Regions from separate parts of the Mus musculus genome. Here region 1 is linked to region 2. A link is a loop called in an ENCODE intact Hi-C map of the cell type or tissue named here. Cell type or tissue: gastrocnemius. All regions are shown on one strand. Links, peaks and the distances in the headings refer to the core of each region. The heading gives the core; the rest is flanking DNA.

Evidence for each region. Peaks named below come from ENCODE experiments on the same cell type or tissue, not always from the same donor. Only the 100,000 strongest peaks of a DNase experiment are listed, where the experiment ranks them.
Region 1: a loop joins it to region 2, with 6 times the contacts of the local background. A loop is called at or near these places in 11 of 42 quality-filtered maps.

The regions. Positions count from the first base shown.
Region 1 is chr15:32,570,257-32,579,915 of GRCm38, forward strand. Sema5a (sema domain, seven thrombospondin repeats (type 1 and type 1-like), transmembrane domain (TM) and short cytoplasmic domain, (semaphorin) 5A) reads left to right here. Exons shown (of 23, transcript NM_009154.2): 11 at 4,560-4,764. Among named protein-coding and RNA genes, the nearest start is that of Gm41289, 200 kb to the right of the region's middle. In gastrocnemius, for the core only: no CTCF peak of the experiment used is centred there; DNase peaks (open chromatin) are centred at 4,247 and 4,498.
Region 2 is chr15:32,008,167-32,017,825 of GRCm38, forward strand. No RefSeq gene overlaps it. Among named protein-coding and RNA genes, the nearest start is that of Gm32499, 140 kb to the right of the region's middle. In gastrocnemius, for the core only: a CTCF peak has its summit at 4,059 (motif pointing right); DNase peaks (open chromatin) are centred at 1,829 and 4,066.

The DNA.
Region 1 (9,659 bases), core at 1,038-9,037, 560 kb after region 2:
TGAATGACACTGTTCTATGTATAGAGAGGGGCATAGCGTCTCCAGGCAGGTCAAATAGCCAGGGCCACAGCTGCTTAGTGGTTAAGCTTGGATCTTACCACTGCCAGCAAAGGAAAAATCCCAATCTCAATCAACTAAGTTCCTGTTAGTAGCAATCATTGACTAGTGATATAAGACAGTCAGTCCTTCCTTCCAATTTTGGGTGGTTTAACATCCCAAATCATAAAACTCATGACTTCCAAGAAAACTGAGCTTTAGAAAAAGTTTAAATTTTTACAGGTAGATTTTGGTAATCATCAATCAATTACAATTGAATTTTTTCCTTTCAATATTTTAAGACTTTTATCAGAGAATGAGGCTAAGAATAAGATAAGTAGTTTGAGTATCATATTTGCACTGCATTGCTTTTCTTGGACAAAATGTTTAGCATCTTCTCATTACTTCCTAGATACACAGGAGAGGGAGGGATACAAGTAAACTTTGCAAATGTCAGCCAGTGTGCATGGTTACTAAACAGTACATTTGATTGAAAAGACTCATGAGAACAACCTGTCTGAAGTCTTCTGTGTCTTTCATGTTGAGTAATTACATATTTCGACTGGATTTTCTATTCAATATAAAGAAGAAAATATATTACCACCTTTAAAAATCTGTTTTATTAAGACCTGAAGCTTAAGAAAATGAACAAAGACATTTAGATTCAGAGCATCCTCCTTTGCATTGTCTGTTGGATTGCAGCTTTCCACAATGAACTGGGTGATTAGGCAAACTTATAATCCTTTACGGATTCCAAACAATGTGTATCTTTTAGGTCATGCATCTGTATATATCCATAGCACATCTAAGTACCCTCGTGTGTTATTATATCAGAATAACATTGAAAGACTTGCTTTTGTTTACTAGTGGAATTAGGTCCATGCTGAACAATGAAGGAGACATGCACAGAAGTGGCACACATGACAAGCACTAAGCTAGCTCAGCTTACATCATCCTCTGAGCATACATTTAACACTTCCAGGAAACTAAAGTTACAGATTATGGTGGTGGTGATATGTGTGTATGTGTGTTCCCAACTACACATAGGTGTTTCCATTTCTAGATTGCCTAATAGCCACATTGTCATAGGTTCCTGATTGATGGTCGAGCTCTCACCCAGACTGGCAGAGAGTAGAAACTCATTTTCAACCGATGAGCCGTCTTTTAGACCTAAGGGTCCCAACATTGACAATAACTAAACATAATATTTATATTTGTTATTGTTGTTATTACTGTTATTGTTTTGGTTTTCACCTTGACAATTAGAATTTTATGTGACACTTTTACAATAGGAAAAATGAAATAACTGAAGGAGCCGATTCAGGAAAATGATTTAGGAAGAGAAATACATCATACTTTAAAAGCTCAGTAAACCTCAGAACACAACAAAGGCTACTAGTCACCCTGATCAGCCACAGTCTCAAAGCCACCCCCAGTGGCATTTGTCTGCCCTAGTAGAGGTAGATCTTAAACCCTATGAAATCATCAGCTATTGAAAATACTGTGGGACTCAGATGGAGAACAGCTAGGTGACAGGCTCCAAAACCTTCCACAGGTTTTATCACCAACAATGAGAAATGATGCAGCCAAAAGGAAAATATCGTCGTGTAGGAGTAGTTGGGGAAGACTGCTTGCGACTCGGGCTGAGATGCAGCTGCATCCTGAGAATCCACGAATACACTCATGTCTTGGCAGCAAAGTGGGAAGGGACAGGGGATCCAGTGGGCATAGACACCAAGGAACATGTAGTCTGGGATGAAGTTGGCCTATTTTGAGCTTGATCTTCAAGTATGGGTATTTAGAATAGGGATTAACATGCTACCCTTGAAATAGATACCATCTGAGCATTTATTATTTTCCTAGCAATTATAGAATTACCGATCTTGTTTGAACAGGCATTGGCATGACAGTTATTGAGGGCTGTAAGCCACATGAGAACACAAGCAATGTATTTCTTTCCAGTTTTTGCAGTTTCTTCTTGTATGGGGTCCCGAGGGTAGTGAGTACCTGACAGTAACTAGGGCAGACCAGTGAGTAAGGTTCAACTCTAAAACTCGCAGCCCTTAGAGAGCTTGATGAGTTGCTATGCAGCAAGAAATACATGCAGTAATGTTGAATAGGTTCCAAATATGGGAAAGAGAATCCTTGGGTGAGATATTTATTATAAGATGGTGTCAGGAAGAAGCAGTAGAAGACAGTTCAAATATAGCTCATGACAAAACAGGCAAACAGCTTACAGGAGACATGATCCATTTTAGCACTCTGCCCCTTAAGCTCCTATATCTGTTTTCAAGGGGAGTGGAGGTCCTTGCTTTTAGACTATACCTGCTGGTTTTCAGCATGCCATTTGTCTTAAAACAGCATGCACATACAAACACTACTTTTATGCGATTGAAGCCAGCAGGTAAGCCATTGTTGCTACCCACACCTCAAGTATTGTCTTTGACTTCAATACAAGTTGATCACAACACACAATCACCTTCAGAATTAGCTGTCAACTGGAAAGGTTTCAGACCAAGTGGTGATCTTTTCTTTTGCTTTAAAAAACTGTTTTCTGGGGGCTTGGAAATATGGCTTAGCTGTTAAGAGCACACATTGCCTTTCCAGAGAACCCAAATTCAATTCCCAGAACCCATATGAAGAACCTTAACACACACACACACACACACACTCAAAAACAAACACATATACACACACTCACACATATTCTCACATACACTCATACATACACATGCACATATAGACACTTAAAGGTAATAATTAAAATATTAAAACACACATATACATTCCTGATAGTCAGTGTGCCCATGCTTAGAGTGTTATTATGTTAAAGTGCTATTCATATAAAATCTATCGGTACAGTCTTTTCAGACCCCAAAACAACTGCATGTGGCAATATCTGTCCATTTCTCTGTCCCATTATTCATTCACTTACTTCTCTCTGGATACCACAGCTCCATGGACCATGGATGTCCTTCCTGCTTTAAGACAGATGCATTTACAATTGGTTGCCTAGCTTCTGAGCTATCAGGAATGTTGTCTGATTCCCGGCATTTACAAGGACTTTAATTTACAAATGCTTTCCTCTCATTACTTTACATCAGCCATGAGAGATGAGCCTGGAGCACAGCCGGTGTGTTCCAACAATTTAACATTTGAGGAGACAAACCGAGAGGCTGGAACTCCCTGGAGGCCACAGGCCATCTTCTGCAGGCCTCAGCTTTACCCTGAACACATCCTTTACATGATGTCAAAGTAAAAGGTGCTCAAAACTAGGATGTGAAATTAAATTCATTGCTCACTAGTTATGCTCAGTGCACTTAACTCCAGGTTTCTCTAATTCCACAATCGGCCTATCATTTTATGGAATATAGGATATTTTATCAAATGCTACAAAAACATAATTGACTTTCAAAAAGTAATTTCCATCTTCTACTCCTGAAACTCTAACCTGTTATAAAAAACATGTATTGGAAATGACATGTTATAAATAGTAGTTTCAGGCAGTGTGGACCCCGTCACCCCTGCTTTAGGAAGTGAGCAGAGGAACCTCATTTCCTATACCAGCCTTTAAAGTTTATAAAGGAAATGAGAGAGGTTGGTGATAGATTTTCTGGTCCTGAGCTGGGCTCTGAGAAATCGGTTCTCTCTTTCTCACCTGCCCTCTTACCTTGTCCTTGCCACCTCCTGTTGTTTATAACACCTGCCAGCAGCCTTCCACACGACTCTGAGATTAATCCACAACAATTTCTGTGTTTGCTGTGTATCCCAGATCAGTCTCATGAAATTGACACTCCCTGCAAATTGCTCCTTCCTTCCTCTCTCCATCTCCTCCTCCCCACCTTTCTCAGCCCTCTTTTCCTCACTGCTTTTTTCTTCTCTCATTACCAACTTGCTATCTTACTTTGCAAATTCCCAGGTTCTCACCTATTACTTTAAATTCTCCTGAAATCAGAAATACAAATAAATTTAGACCAGCCACAGTTATTCACAGTTATTTGTGTAGCCCACGTGAGAGATAATGTTTACAGATTTAGTTAAGCACCAAGGTGTCACCATGGAGTTCAGGGTTGCTTATGAACCAACCCGCTGTGATAGCCAGGAAATGCATCCATCTGTATGAGCCCAACTGCTTCATGGTCAATGTCAGCTCAGCTTCATCAGTCAGATGCAATCGTATTGCAAGCTGACAGACAGCTACTCCCTAGAGACCCGACAGAACAGGAGGCAATTCTTCCCATCTGCTGTTCAAACTAGAGTCAACAACAGTGCCTGCTCCAATTTAAAATGTCTCATATTCTCTTTACCATACATTGAGAGATCGCAAATATGTTGACTTTCCATCCACAGTGGGAGAACAGGAGGATGCCAGTCGAGGGAGATGGAAGGATTGATTCGGTTGCACACTCAGTAATACATCATGGCTTATTCAGTTTGTAGTTTGTTCCATTTTCGCCTCCATCTGGTAGCCACGTGAGCGGTGGGCATCCAGCTTTTACAACCTGGCCTGTCTTCTCTTGCAGTGCGGCACCATGGACCAGGGCCTGTACGTAAACCTGACGGAAAGAAACCTACAGGATGCTCAGAAGTTCATTCTGATGCATGAAGTGGTGCAGCCAGTGACCACAGTGCCCTCTTTCATGGAGGACAACAGCCGCTTCTCCCACTTAGCTGTTGATGTTGTGCAAGGCAGGGAGACTCTGGTCCACATCATTTATCTGGCCACAGGTAGGAACTCGTGCTTCTTTCAGATGGTTTTCTTGTCTTCTCATTCATGTCTTAAATTCCAAACACTCATCTTTAAGCACAGCCATGGACCTGTATTGTCATGACAAGTGGAACCCACAATGCACGCTTATCTTTGTCAACCTGTCTACTCTTCCTGGATACCATATTTGTACCCTTATGTAGGGGGTGGTTCTAATACTTTGATTTAATTGGTAATCTGGGAGTACTGACTCTAAAGTTCTTGTTCCCCAATTGGTTCTTGATCCATCAATAAAGATGTTGGCCAATGGCTGGGTGAAAAAGGCGGGGTTTCTAGGTTCCTGAAGGTAGGAGAGGCAGGAAAGAGTTTTATTACCGTCCTTGGAGGGACACAGAGCCACCAGAGATGTAAGAACTCTGGTAAGTGACCTTTGGACTGTGCCTGGAGTAACAGGAAGAATTAGGTATGCCCAGTCATTGCTAGCCAAGGCATTTTGAGAATAACTGGTGTGTGTGTGTGTGTGTGTGTGTGTGTGTGTGTGTGTGTGTGTGTGTGTGTGTTTCTTCAAACAACAGATCTGAGATAACTCCTGTGCAGGTGAGAGCATGCAACCTACTGGTGGGGTAGTGAAAGCTACATGAAACACTCTTACTATACTGTTAGAATTTTAACTAGGGAGACAATGGCTCCTTTCTTAACTATTTCTGTCTGTCAGTGGTTCTTGGCAAGACTATTTACATCTGGCTAGTTTAAGACAATGAAACGTTTTATTAGGAGATACTGCTGGGAAAAATGTTTTCTGGAGATTTTCATGCTGATTTCTGATTGAAGCACAACAGTGCTCATCTCAAGCTGTTCCTGACAAAGGTTCAGGGAAACATTTGAAGAATGAAGCAGATGCACACAGCGTTTCATATGTAGGACAGGCTATTGTGCTTACCAAACTGTAGATAACAACTAGACTTCTTTAGATTCCAAAGTAAATGTGGAGCAGAAAGCAGGCTCTATCGTGTTTTACTACTCTGACAGTGTAGGGCGCATATCCCTGCCTCTGGAACTATCTCAGCTCCGCCTTCCTATCCCCATACAGAGTGATTTCACTGTGCAGTGGGTTCCTCCCACCCTTTGAGTAGTGTGGTGTATACTTGCCACTTCCTTACAATGCATGGCTACCTTTTTGTGTGGCTGTGAATACTGTATTATTCCTTCATAGAATTTCTCAATTTATACTTGTTTTTTTTTTAATCACTCATGAGATTGCAATGATTTGCTGGCTTTCCACTGTCTTGAATTTATTGGGCACACTGGTTATTTGTGGTGAGCAGGCTGGTTCCATCCTGCCCTGCCCTCCTATGCTCACATTCTTAAAGGGATAGGCAGATAATTAACCAACCAATAAGTAAAGTGCATCACCCAAAGGATGAAGAACCAATGAGATGGGAGCCAGAGGAGGAATGTGTTGATGGATGTGCCTGGGGATGGGTCCTGTTTCTTGGCTGGGTAGGATCTTCCAGTGCCTGAAGCATTGGATGCTGCACACTATAGAGGGAAACTGAACACTGGGAGATGTAGGGTTGGTTAGCTTGGACCAGTGCTACTGAGTGGTTAGTAATGCAAGGAGACAGACAGACCATTGGATGAGGGCATGATGGGTGAAGGACAGTCAGTGGGAAGACTGGAGAGTTGCAGAAGGATCATACTGACAAAGTCATGTGAAACAACTGCTCAGAAAAACAGTTTGCAGAACTGACTCAGAAAAGGAGTGAGTGCTAAGGTATCTAGTTGTCATAGGAAGTCAAGAAGAGAGTTCTCCTCCTCCTCCTCCTCCTCCTCCTCCTCCTCCTCCTCCTCCTTCTTCCTCTTCATTTTAATTCTTGTTCCTACTCCTCTTCCTTTTCTTCTTCCTCATCCTCCTTCCTACTCCTCCTCCTTCCTGTTTGTTTATTTTGAGAGACTAAAAAATTGCTTGTCAGTGAGGGATTGTGTTTCTTTCTGGCTTTGTTTGTGCTTTAAAACCAGAAGGCTTCCTGACACATGGCAGATTTTAAAAGTAAGTAGATTGGATCTTCCCAAAGGTATTCTTGGCCTTTACATCATAAATGTTCATGTTAGTACAAGATAGACATAATTTCTCTTTGGATTTCTAGAGACAACTGAGGTCTCACCTGGCTCTGTGGTAAGAGATGCTGAGAGGCAGAGCTGAGCCAGACTGTGCCTGAGCTCAGGGTCTCAGGATCATTTATCTCCTAGTTCTGGGGGCTAGGTTCAACAGTAAAGTGTGAGCTGAATGGTGTCTGAGGAAAGCTGTCTTCCTGGCTTGGAGATGGCCACCTATTCACACCATCCATATAAGTAGAGAGGAATTTCTGTGATATGTCTCTTTGTTTAGGTTTTTGAAAATAAACTTGAATAGCCAGGCTAGTCTGAAACCCACTGCATAGCCTAAACTGATCTCAAACTCCTGACCCTACTGCCTCAGCTTTAGGAGGCACTGTTTCCTAATACATTTACATTAATGTTGAGGCCATCAACATACGACCTTGCATGATACAAAGAAATTCATACCCATAGGAGTATAATATTTGAGGGTCTTTATTAAAAATAACATGTGTAAAAATAGTCCAACACAGTGAAATTACAGGGCTGAGACAAAAACCACAGCTAGCATCAATTAGCTTTTAAATGGTACATCTAGAAAGTTTCATATGGGAGTCTGATTTAAATGATCTTGTGGACTGACTACTCCCCCATCCCCCATATCATAAATGTACCTTACTTAATTGCATTTTAACCTTAAATCCACAGATAGATGATCCACAGCAGACAGTCCTGCCTTGAGCAAGTCTACCTGTGACTTTGTTCTCGCAGTTCATATGATTAAAAGTATTGGATAAAGCACTTTAATCAAACTTGTGCATTTTTAGGACAACTGCTGTGGCAGTATAGTATAGTGCAGACTATAGTATAACTTTGACAGTCATTGGGAAACCCTGAGTCTATAACTTGCTGTATTGTGGTATTACCTTATTGTAATGTCTGGTCCCAAACCATTAGTATCTCTGGGTTTTGTGGGTTAGTGTTCGCTTAGATTTGGGAGCTACAAAGGAGCCCAGGCTTACTGACTCTGTCCTCACCCTTTTGTACCGACTGAGTCACAAGGCAATGCCCTCTTTGGTTCTACTGGTTTCATGTTTACCTTTTGCTTTAGTCTATTGCCTTTTTAAATCCTGAATCTTTGAATGCACCTAAGTAGTACTAGTTATAATGACAAGTTCTTTTTGTAGACGAAGGTTGTATGTGATGTATGTGTGTGTGTGTGTGTGTGTGTGTGTGTGTGTGTGTGTGTGTGTGTGTGTAACTGTCCTTAGTAAGTTTCCATTGCTTGTTTTCCTAAAAATGAGTTTTGCTACTAAGAATGCAGCCTGGAGAGATGGTGTCCTGCTTTAAACCTTATGCATAACTCAGGTTGGAACACGGAACATTCTCCTGAAAGCTAGAGGGCTGTTAGACTCATTTAACAAGTTTAGCTTTGGACCTTCTATAAATTACCCACATGTTCCATTAACTTCTAAGCAGGCTAGTTACTCTTACAGCATGCGTGTGTATTTTCAAGGAAATTTCCTTGTTTTAAAATTTTAACTTTCAGTAAAATTTAATTTTATACATATTATTTTTAGTAACCAAGTGCAGTATCTATCTTATTTCTAAGGTAATAAAATATATAAATGTGTTATGAGAAGCAGTATTTTGAAAAACAAGCTACAAGTTCCTTTTTACTGCACATATATTGGCTGGCTCTTGATACCCTGACCTGTAAAAAGCAGCAGTTTTGACTTTCCTGATTCTCGAGGCTGTTGCTTATCTGGTGTCTTCTCTGTATCTTATCCTTGTGTAAAGACAAGGACACTCATTTCCTTGGACAGTAGAGCCCGAATCGTCAGTGTGCAGTTTCCCTTGCTACCACTTGACTATAAATTCTCAAGGGATAGAGCATGGCTGTACCACTCACAGGAGTAGAGGTGATGAGCTTGAAAACAGACTCTGATTAGCTTTCAGATTTCTCCTTTGGTGAAAGTGTATATTCTCTCAGCTCAAATAAATGCAAATAGACCACCTGCTGTCAGTGGCCATCCGAGAAACTGGTTTATTTTGCCCCTATTGCACTACCCACAGATATCCAGAGTTTCCTCCTAGTGGCAATATTGTGTGCCCAGTTAATTTCAATGTCATTTCCCTGCCGCCCACCTCCTTCCCAAGATCCTTCAAGGTCTGTTTCTTATGTATCCATCTCTCCCTTCTGAATCTCAGCAAAGGGAAGCCTGTTACCTAGGCCTGACCCTGCCAACAATTTGCCAGTCACTTCTTTGAAGGTTATCTGAGTTGGAGCCTCTGTACATTCCCAATGACAGAACAATTAGGACAGGAACTCTCAAAGTGATTGAATCTTAAATGCATCTGCTTCCCAGTTTGTCACAGAGACTACACCCAAGTCCAGTTGAGCATTGTAGTCTGGGATTCCCCTGCTTCCTTGCCTACAGCACGCCAGATGTTCTGGCAGCCCCGTCCTGGCTATGTAAAAGCACTTCATGGACCTCACTTGTGTCCTTTGTCTCATGTGGACCAGACTCTGGGCTTTGCCTTCGGCATCTGGTGTTCCATTCCACATTTCTTCTCATGGGCCCCGTCTCACAGTTTTCCTTTCCTTCCAGGATTGGTTATTACAGTTTTAGTTTTTCTGGCCACAATTCTGATCTATTCAAAATTATACTGGGTTTAAATTATATATCACTTCAACATGGGTTAAATGTAGATTGTAGTAATTATTGTACAACTCAGAATATTGTGAAAATCAAAGTCAATTTTCTGTCATGCAAATAATACGCTAATAATGGATTATTCACAAACATTTATATAA
Region 2 (9,659 bases), core at 623-8,622:
TCATCACTGATTTGATCATCTATCAAAGATTCTCATACAAAAATGATTTAGGCATGAGATGTCCTTGTCTACAGTACTACAGACAGTACAAAGTGTCATGATACTAAGATGTTCTAAGAGAAATGGCTTGATATCGACTCTGGAAATCTTCCTACTCTGATTTTCATCTCTGTTTTATGTCACCCACTTGGCACCAAATGGCAAAAGCCTGGTGGTTTTTGTTTTTATAGGAATCATTAGATCTGTGGATGAATAAAACAAGAGCTAGTGAGTTAAAATTTTAATGCCTTTGATTATTCAAACATTTTATCTCCAGAGTTTTTGCAGCAATTTCGGCCTCTGGCTAAACAATTATTACACTGTGGTAGTTTTCCTACTTAGCAGTATGTGCCCTAGTATCCACTGGCTTCCTTTCCAACATAAATCCATTTGTTTCAGATTGTCGACACATCTGAGGTTTCTGTCAGTTGCTGACCATCATGCACACTGTACAGAAACACATTGTCTATGCCACTGTGTGGGCTGCAATCTCAGCATCCCAGGGAGAGTTCCTGTACCTGTTCACCAAGCAGATAGAATAAAACAATTCTCTGCCAATCTTATGTGAAATAAAATATCAAAAAAATAAAAGGAAATAATAAAAAATGAAACAACACTGAAACACACACACAAACCCTACACTTTATTTTGGAGTTTGTCACAATTAAATGCTTACCAATTCAAAATTGATACACCATCTCTATATTTTAAATAGGTTACTAGTATGACTATATGATAAAAGCATAATTTATAGCACTTAATTAAAATAGGCAGCTGCTTGCAATGACTTAGAGTTCAACTACATCATTCAGAGTGAACTACATGTCACTTATCTATACATAACTCTATCATCTACAAACCATGTGTTGGGCTAGAGATATCATTTGTGGGATAGAGTGCCAGCCTATCTTGTGTTAGGCCCCAGATTCAATGTCAAGTACAAGGAGGAAGGAAGGAAGGAAGGAAGGAAGGAAGGAAGGAAGGAAGGAAGGAAGGAAGGAAGGAAACAAGCTATATGCTAGAAGCTCTACTCACAGAAGAATCGAGATGTGATTCTATCAAGTATAGAGTGCTTCATCTCAAGGATGAACCCAGTTTGCAGACTATCTTGTTACTCATAAGCTATTGATACTGGACATTTACTGGCAGTCTGCCTCATATCAGTCCCTACTCTTGTTGTGTAGGGTTTTTCTGACTCTGCAGTAATTCCCAGACACCCCAGTTGTGGTAATTAAGACATAGGAATGCATATGAACTAAGCACTAGGGGTAAAGGGCAAACATGACATCTGATAAAGAAAACAGCTTTGCATAAGAAAAAGCCTTGGGGTTTGTTCAGAACTCTAGAAAAAAGAAAGAAAGAAAAGAAAAAGACAATTTTATTCAAACTGAATTTGACTGAGGGAGCTTATGAAAGGTTATTTGTCTTGAAGGTCAGTGGGTCAAATCTGGACTTGACTGTGAGAATGATAAGATGTTGCTGAATTTTAATCAGAGGACTGCTGAGGTTTATTTTCTATGTTTAAATGGCTATTCTGGCCACAGCTCAGAGACTGAGAGAGGATGAAAGAGGAGGTTTTGGAATAGACCAATCAAGACAGGCTTGCCCTACCCTGGAACTGGGCTGAAATGGTGTGGAGAAGGTGGATCCAAGTGTATTGCATCCATTGTTCCTTGACCAGATGATGGAGGAAAGGCAAAGATGTTGTGGGGAGGCCCAGGAGATATTATATCTAACTCCTGAAATGGGGTGCAGAGTGAGACAATGGGCTCCAAGTCAACTTCCTTATGCAGTGTAAGAGGGCGGCCAGTGGGGGAGCCTGACTACAGGGAAGCAAGTCACCATCACAGACATGACAGTGTTCAGAAGTTAGGCCGGTTATAGAGTAGGGTTTCATATTTGGGTGGAAATGAATCCAGCGATGATGGGAAGAGTCAGAGCACTGGAACTTCTGTAGGTAGGAGACTAGCAAGAAAAAAGCAGGTGCCAGGGGAACCTAAGAACTACAAGGCAGGAAAGCAAAGATGGTGTGGTGCCACCAGATAAAGAGTATCATGAAAGGAAACATATTAACAAGTACCAAATGTTGCCTAGAAGGCAATCACAGTCAGGTCTAAAAGTGTCTTTAATGTTTCTCCTTTAAAGGAATGTGTATGTGTGTGTAAATATATACACACACAACACATATACTTTTAGCCCTGTGTATGTGTGTGTGTATGTGTGTGTGTGTGTGTGTGTGTGTGTGTGTGTGTGTGTGTGTGTGTACCATTAGTACCCATTGGGATGATTGCTGATGTCTTTCAGGCAAGGAGAGGCTGAGATGAATCTGACAGAGCTTGTGCTAGAAAGCAAGGATGAATCACAGAGGAAACAACACAACGGCATAGGATCGGGCTGCATTCGTAGTTGTTCTTCTTGTCCAAAATCACAAGTTATCCAGGAAAACGGTCTTAATTGGTTTCTACAAGTTGACCATCTGGAAAGTCCCCAAGTTTGTAACAGTCATGCTGTTACAAAGGAAAAAAAAAAATCAGAACTGATGCCTCCTGAAGCAGCAATTCAGTGTTCTTATCTGAAGTTAGGAAAAAGGGAAATGGAGCCTAACCTTGTCTCCCAGGAAGGAATTGTAATTATGACAATCCAAATGATCTCATTTCGGAGGGAAAGCATGCTGGCTGCTCATAACTTGGTTCATCACCTCACGGTAGGACAGAACTGATTTGGGAAGTCTCAGATTCGTTAAAAATCATTAGATGTGAGGTAGGCAGGCTGACGCAGGGATAATCAGCACTGTCCAACCAAACCGCCTGTTGAGCTCAAGGCTGTTTTTGAGCACGGATGCATCTGGAAATGGCCAGTACTTTCACTGATGCGGATAGGGCTCTTGGTTTTAGTGATGCAGGACACAGGGCTGGGTGTCACCCACTCCTGTCATGGAATCCTCTTTGCATGGCTTCACATGGCACTTTGGGTCTAGTCTCCAGGTTACTGGAAATGCAAAGGAAAGAACCACAAGCTAAATAGCGCCATGGGAAAGTGTTTGGGTATGTCCAGAAAGCAAGATGTTTCATATGCTCCTAGTGTGGCTCTTCTTTTAAGTCAGGGCTTTGGAGAGGATTATGTTCTGGACTGGAGGAAAGCTAAGAGCCTGAATGGCTGAGCCTGGCATGAACATGCACAATCCTTAATATTCTCTCTCTCTCTCTCTCTCTCTCTCTCGTTCTCACTTTCTTACACTCTCTGTCTCTGCCTCTCTGTCTCTGTCTGTTTCCGTGTGTGTGTGTGTGTATGTGTGTGTGTGTGTGTGTGTGTGTGTGTGTGTGTGTGTGTGTGTGTAGGGTCATGGACACTATTGGAAACATTACTTTTCACTGAGTATTATATTACTTTGAGGGTGATTGTGAGTTTTATAGGTGTGCTCTCTGTTCTGGGAAGTGGCCATGTCTGGACAACTGAAAATCTTCTAGGCACATGGCCCCTCCATCTCTTGAGGCTCCAGATAGTTTCCCCTCCTCTTCCCACTCAAGGTATACTCAGTAGTAACAAAGTCCCACAAAATGAGTCTCTGAGCATTTAAATATTCTTCTCTGTCCTCTTGATCATGTACATACTCCAGAGATGGCACATCAAGCCATCTGGTGTGACTTGCCTTCCTGTTGGACTGAGATGGGCACATCTTCCATTTGAATTTCTAGTGGAGCGTGCACTTCACAGTTAGGACAAAGGTCCACCCAAAGAAGAGTAAATGTTTTATTTGTTTGTTCTTTGTGGGGGTGGGTAAAGAAAATTGTGCTGATTCTTTGCCTAGAGCAGAGCTATACACACTGCATTTCAACAGATAATCATTAGCCCAAAGTCTGTCCAAATTCAAGGCATGATTCAAATTTCATAGTGGGTAAAGATTAGGAGAAAATGTCTACAATATTTTGGAAGGCTTTTAACATGCCAACGGTGGGAAGGAAAAACTAGAAATCAACTACCTCCTCACCAGACATTTTGTGACACTTTCTACTCCAACCAACAGGGGGAGCTGTGTGACTTTTCTGCTCAATTCTAAAAGGGGTGTGTGTATATGTGTATGGGGCGGGGAATCTCTGCCTTTATTCAAGTATGTTTCCTTTTGTTGATGAAATTTTGAAGGTTTTTCTTTTTACATGACTCCTATATAGCTCTTGTTATATTTTTAAAGCCCTGTGTTTTGGGTGGTAGGGGCTTTTATTCTGTGAGAGGAGTCAGCTGTGGCATTTTCTATAGCACCATGCAACAATATTATTTCCTTCATATAGCTCTAAATCTGTTATGGTGTCTTTTAAAAGATTATGACTATTTTGTTTTATTTTTATTGAGCTATAATATGTTTACATATTTACTGTTGCACACATTTTACAGAAAAGAACAGAAACATTTCCCTAATTTCACGGGGAGGGGGGTACTTCCAACGAAATACTATGTAACTGTGAATACATTATATTGATACAAACAGCCAAATGGATTTTTGTGCCAATAGGTAAGCTAAATGATAGGCACTGCATGTATATTCTAGAAATGAACATTGCAATATACAGATAAGAAATACCTAGATGAGGCTCCCCACTCCAGGAACATAGAAATAGGGGTTCTAGTATAAGTGGCTAAGGGATTTCCATTCTTATATGAGAGGGTCAGATTCTGCATCAGAAAGTGGAGTTAGGGATAACTCGGTATAAAGTAAGTGGAGGACACAGTAAGGTGGAGTGGGTCTGTGCAAAGATCCCGAGGAGGGAAAGTGGCTGGCACACACTTGAAGGAAAAGCATAGTTTTAGGAGCAAATGATAGGAACAGGTGTGTGGTACTTTCTCAGTTGACTGGAATGTGCTTTGCCCTCTTGATGGCCAACTTCAGGTCACACCCGAGATAACATTTGAAAGTACTGTGTGATCTCTGGACTTTCAGTTCTTTCTCAGGACAGTTGGTGGCTCGAGCCTCGTGTATGAAAACCTGACACAGGAAGAAACTTCAAGGTCTTTCTTTATGTCATAGGCTGGGAATTTATGGTTGGTAAATAGAATAAAAATGTTTCATCTTGTGTCTCTTTTTTTAATACAAGTTTTAAAATAAGCACATATGATGTAATTAAGTACAAAGTATGTTCTCAAACAATACTCAAAGTGACTGATTCCCCTCTTTTCTACCCTAAAGGCAACATCTGTTACCAATTTCTTCTAAGCCATTCCAGAGATATTCCAGTTGCCATAGCATGAGAGAGAGAGAGAGAGAGAGAGAGAGAGAAGGAGATAAAAACCTGTGCTCAGATACCAGTGCACATTGTGTGTGTGTGTGTGTGTGTGTGTTTAGGACAGAGGTCAGGTGCTATATGCGTTATTTTAAGAGACAATCTCTCTCACTGAGACTTGGGGCATGCATCTAGGCTAATAGGGTTGGCCAGAGTCCCCAGGGATTCACCTGTCTCTACCTCTTTGGTACTGAGATTGCAAGGATGAAGTTCTATGCCTAGATTTTTTTTTTTTTTGTGGGCACTGGGCATTGAAGTCATGCTTTCTTTTCTTTTCTTTTCTTTTTTTTAAAAAAGATTTATTTATTTATTATATGTAAGTACACTGTAGCTGTCTTCAGACACACCAGAAGAGAGCGTCAGATCTTGTTACGGATGGTTGTGAGCCACCATGTGGTTGCTGGGACTTGAACACTGGACCTTTGGAAGAGCAGTCGGGTACTCTCACCCTCTGAGCCATCTCACCAGCCCGAAGTCATGCTTTCATAGAAAGCACTTTACTGACTGAACGAACCATCTTCCCAGACCATGGCGTCTTATATCCCTTCATAGTCCTACTCAGTCATCTTCCATCTAAAAACCCTTTCTTGTTTCCTGAGTGTTTGCTTTTGCCTTAGGGACTTGTTGCATCTGTCTCAACATCTCCAGACACATGTTCATGCTATGAAGAAGCGGGTGATCATAGGATGGCCATCTCTCCAAAGCAGAAGACTCAACAGAATCCATTCCTTCACTCTCCTTCCATATTTGTAGATGAGTTGTCATTAATAGTCATCATTAAACTCGGAGACTCTTCCAACCATGCCTTGCTGCAAAGGGAACACAGAGTAGTGATCCCGTGGCATCTCCCTGCCCTCTGGTGGGTTGACTAAATCTCATCTGGAATTGACATCTAGAAGGGGATAAGTTCTAAGTGCAGAGCAGCTGTGAAATTCCTGCTTAAGCAATGTCCATCCTGTCTACTTGCTGCTTTCTGTGCTTAGAACCAAGACGTGTGCTCTAAGCTACAGTTCTTTACCTATATCATCAGCAGGATCCATATTGTCACCTTCCTCCTGTGAATCTTTGCACCTCAGTGGGCATCATCCAGGAAGCAATTCTTTTAGCAACATCTTGTCATGTTCTCCTGACACTTGTGTTTTTGTGTTTCTATGTAGATTAGACACTGGAGTGCCCAGAAATGTGGACAGAAGAGTCACTTACAGCCCAGTGCTAGAGAGTGCTGGGATTGTGGGCTGATGCAGCTTGGCAGCAGATGTCTAAGGGACAGAAAATGCTTTCCTGATTTTACTCTTCTGTCATTATTTCCCAGAGGAAATTGTTTCATAGAATTTAAATTCACAATGAATGAAGCCTGAGCGGATTCATCCTAAACACTGTGTTCCCTGGGTTGTCTCATCTGAGGAATTGGTTTCCCTTTAAGGCCAAGCTCTCAGGTCTGAATTGATATTTCTTAGGCATTTAAGAGAGAAGATAGAAGATCCTAGGGTTCTCCATTTCTAGCTATAAATGATTATACAATCTTGGCGACCAGTCTTTCTGGAGATTTTAGATTATTAAGTTGATGCCTCATGACTGACTTAATGATGTCTTTCTTATTGGACACTTAATATTTTATGTTTTCACTGCTCTAATGAAGAACGCTACAAGAAATGCATGTAAGTGAGACTATTCACAAGTGACATATACAGTCACACGTTTTGACATAGCTTAGTCACGGGAGGGGTTACTTCTCTTACACTTCCCAGTTCTCTTCCTTTTGTGGAGACTCAGACCCTATGCCATTCTTCTACAATAGAGAGTGACTTATCCCTGGCTCCTCTCTAATGGCTGCCTTTCTGTGTGACCAGTTATGACTAATGTCACGTGGGCAGAAGTGGTACAAGTAAACTGTAGTAGCCATAAACTTCTTTAATGGGAGATTATTGTGCAATCTTTTTCTCTCCTTCCAATGTTGTGTTGAGGATGTGAGTTTGAGAGCTTGAGTGTGCTCTCACCGTATACTGTGAGACAGATATGACAGGAGCTGGACAAGGGAACAGCTGAGCTCCTGTGTGCTTGTAAGGAACTGACTCATTATACCAGCACCAGGCTGCTTTGGAAGGTGCAAATTAACTTCTATCCTGTTAACAATCTTTCTGTGGGGTCTTTGTAATTTTCACCTTCATGCAACCTTGCAGGAGTATAATGAGAGAATCCTAGAGTTCAAGGGTGATCAGGAATAATGCCTAGAGACTGGAACTGAGATCCCAGCGAACAAAGTAGACATACCCTAACAAAATTAGCTCCCTCAGAGCTTCTCCCTCTATGATTAGCTGAGATTATAGGATCTGCTTCAACGTTCTTCACTGTCTATTAGATCACACACTGAAGCCAGACAGGGTAGATACAGTGACCTCATGCCCCAGGTAATGAAACCAAACTCTCCAGACAAATAGAGAGGCTGGCTAAAATGACAGGCTTCTGCACAACCCAGACCTACTGACTCACAGTGCCTGGGGATGCCGACTAAGGAGTACTTATAGTCAGTTTATTAAATGTTCCTGAAGTGAGGACGTGCTTGGGACTTATGCCCCAATTCTGCTGAGTTTTCAGATAATTGCTTTGTTGTCCAGTAACTTTTTGAACACACCCTGTGGAATTGAGCCCGTATGAAATAGATATAAAGAAACATATGTTGTGACCAGCTTATTATGCCTTTGAGTACTGGGAAACTGAGGCACATAAGTAGTCTGTTACTTTAGCAAGCATAGCATCGCTCTGTCCCTGGGCTTGGAGTCATTGGGAGCTGAGTCTCCTTGCCTTGTCCTTTGGCCGCTCCCAGCATCCCCGAGTCAGCTCATCTAGCTAGCTCTTCACATTCAGCTCTACAGGGAAGACAACAGGACACAGTGGGGATGGACAGACACACTTCAGCTCCTTTGGGGATGCTTTCTCTAGTGGGGATGCTTCCAATCCTCTCTAGTTTTGAAGTTATTAAATAATTAGGTTCCTTATGTCCCCCTGGGAAGTTTGGCTAGCTCTTTAAACTGAGAACTCATTAATCCCCACATTTTTACAGCTTTCCCAAGTTGTATCCCAGGTCTTATAATGTGACTATATGTCATTTCAGCCATCAGTAGGGTGTGGTTCATGTTTCTCTGGGTCCAAATTGGCTTGTGACCTTGGGTGACCATGACATGCCATCCCTGTTGGTTTGGCATTACAAGCATCACTTGTCTTCTTGGAAGCTTGTTCTACTGTGCAAACAGTCCAGGATCCCTTGATGGGCAAAGAGGGGGAAAGCAGACAGGTTAGCCCAGTTTACAGCCAGCTGACTAACCTGATCACCTGGAGGGTGAGCTACGAAGGCCTCATCTGAGAAGTGCAGAATTATAAACTACATAAACCTTGGATGTCTTACACTACCAAATGGTTAATTATGCAACAAAGGGCAGATAGTACAGGCATCAATGGGGGCTAACTAAGGGTTGGTAAAAAGAGCTGGGGGTGGCCATAGTGAGGACACATGCCCTCAAGTGTGACTGAGTTTCCAATCCTCCATAAGCAAGGACATTTCCTGTACTATTAAGGAAAGAAATTTCTTTCCCAGGAGTCTCCCTTAATGTGAGCTGATGCGTCCATTTGTTTGCTCACTCCTACTTCACTTTCAAAAGCTCAGCTGTGGGAGAGAAACCCCTGAGGACATTATAGCCTCCACTAATTGTTCCTGTCTGCATTTGGCACCATGATCTGCTGTTGGGCCAGAATGAGACACAGTGGTGATGAAGGAGCAGAGGGAACCATTCCAGAAAGCTCAATCCTAAATCTGAGGTGCTTCTGCAGTGTCTTCTGATTTTGTTTTAAAACAATTGACATAGAATAAAATTTCTACCCTAAAGTACTACAGCCCAATGGCTGGCTTTACTGACTGGCAGGGACACATGGCTACTACCACTGTCTAATTCTCAAGCATGTCTCCAAACAAAAATGTATATGTTTATTAATCAAGTTTTCATTAAAAGGCAAACTTTCCCCAACAATAACAGAAAGGACATAGGTATGTGCAAAATAAAAAGAAAGCCCATTCTCATCCCAGCGTGTGGTACCATTGCTATGCTCAGCTGTGGGCATCTCTCTGTGTGACTAACACTGCTGCTCACCCACAGAAAATTTAAACAGTGTGTGTACTTGCCTCTAGTTTCCATTAAGATTCTGCTGACCAGACAAACCCAAGACTCTTTTATAAGATTTTTGAATCACATAGACCCAGTGAAGTGTGATATTTAGCAAATAAAAATACTAGCCAGTTTGGGAGAAACTATTATATGGAAATTATTATTTTAAAATATTTTTCTTTATTCTTCA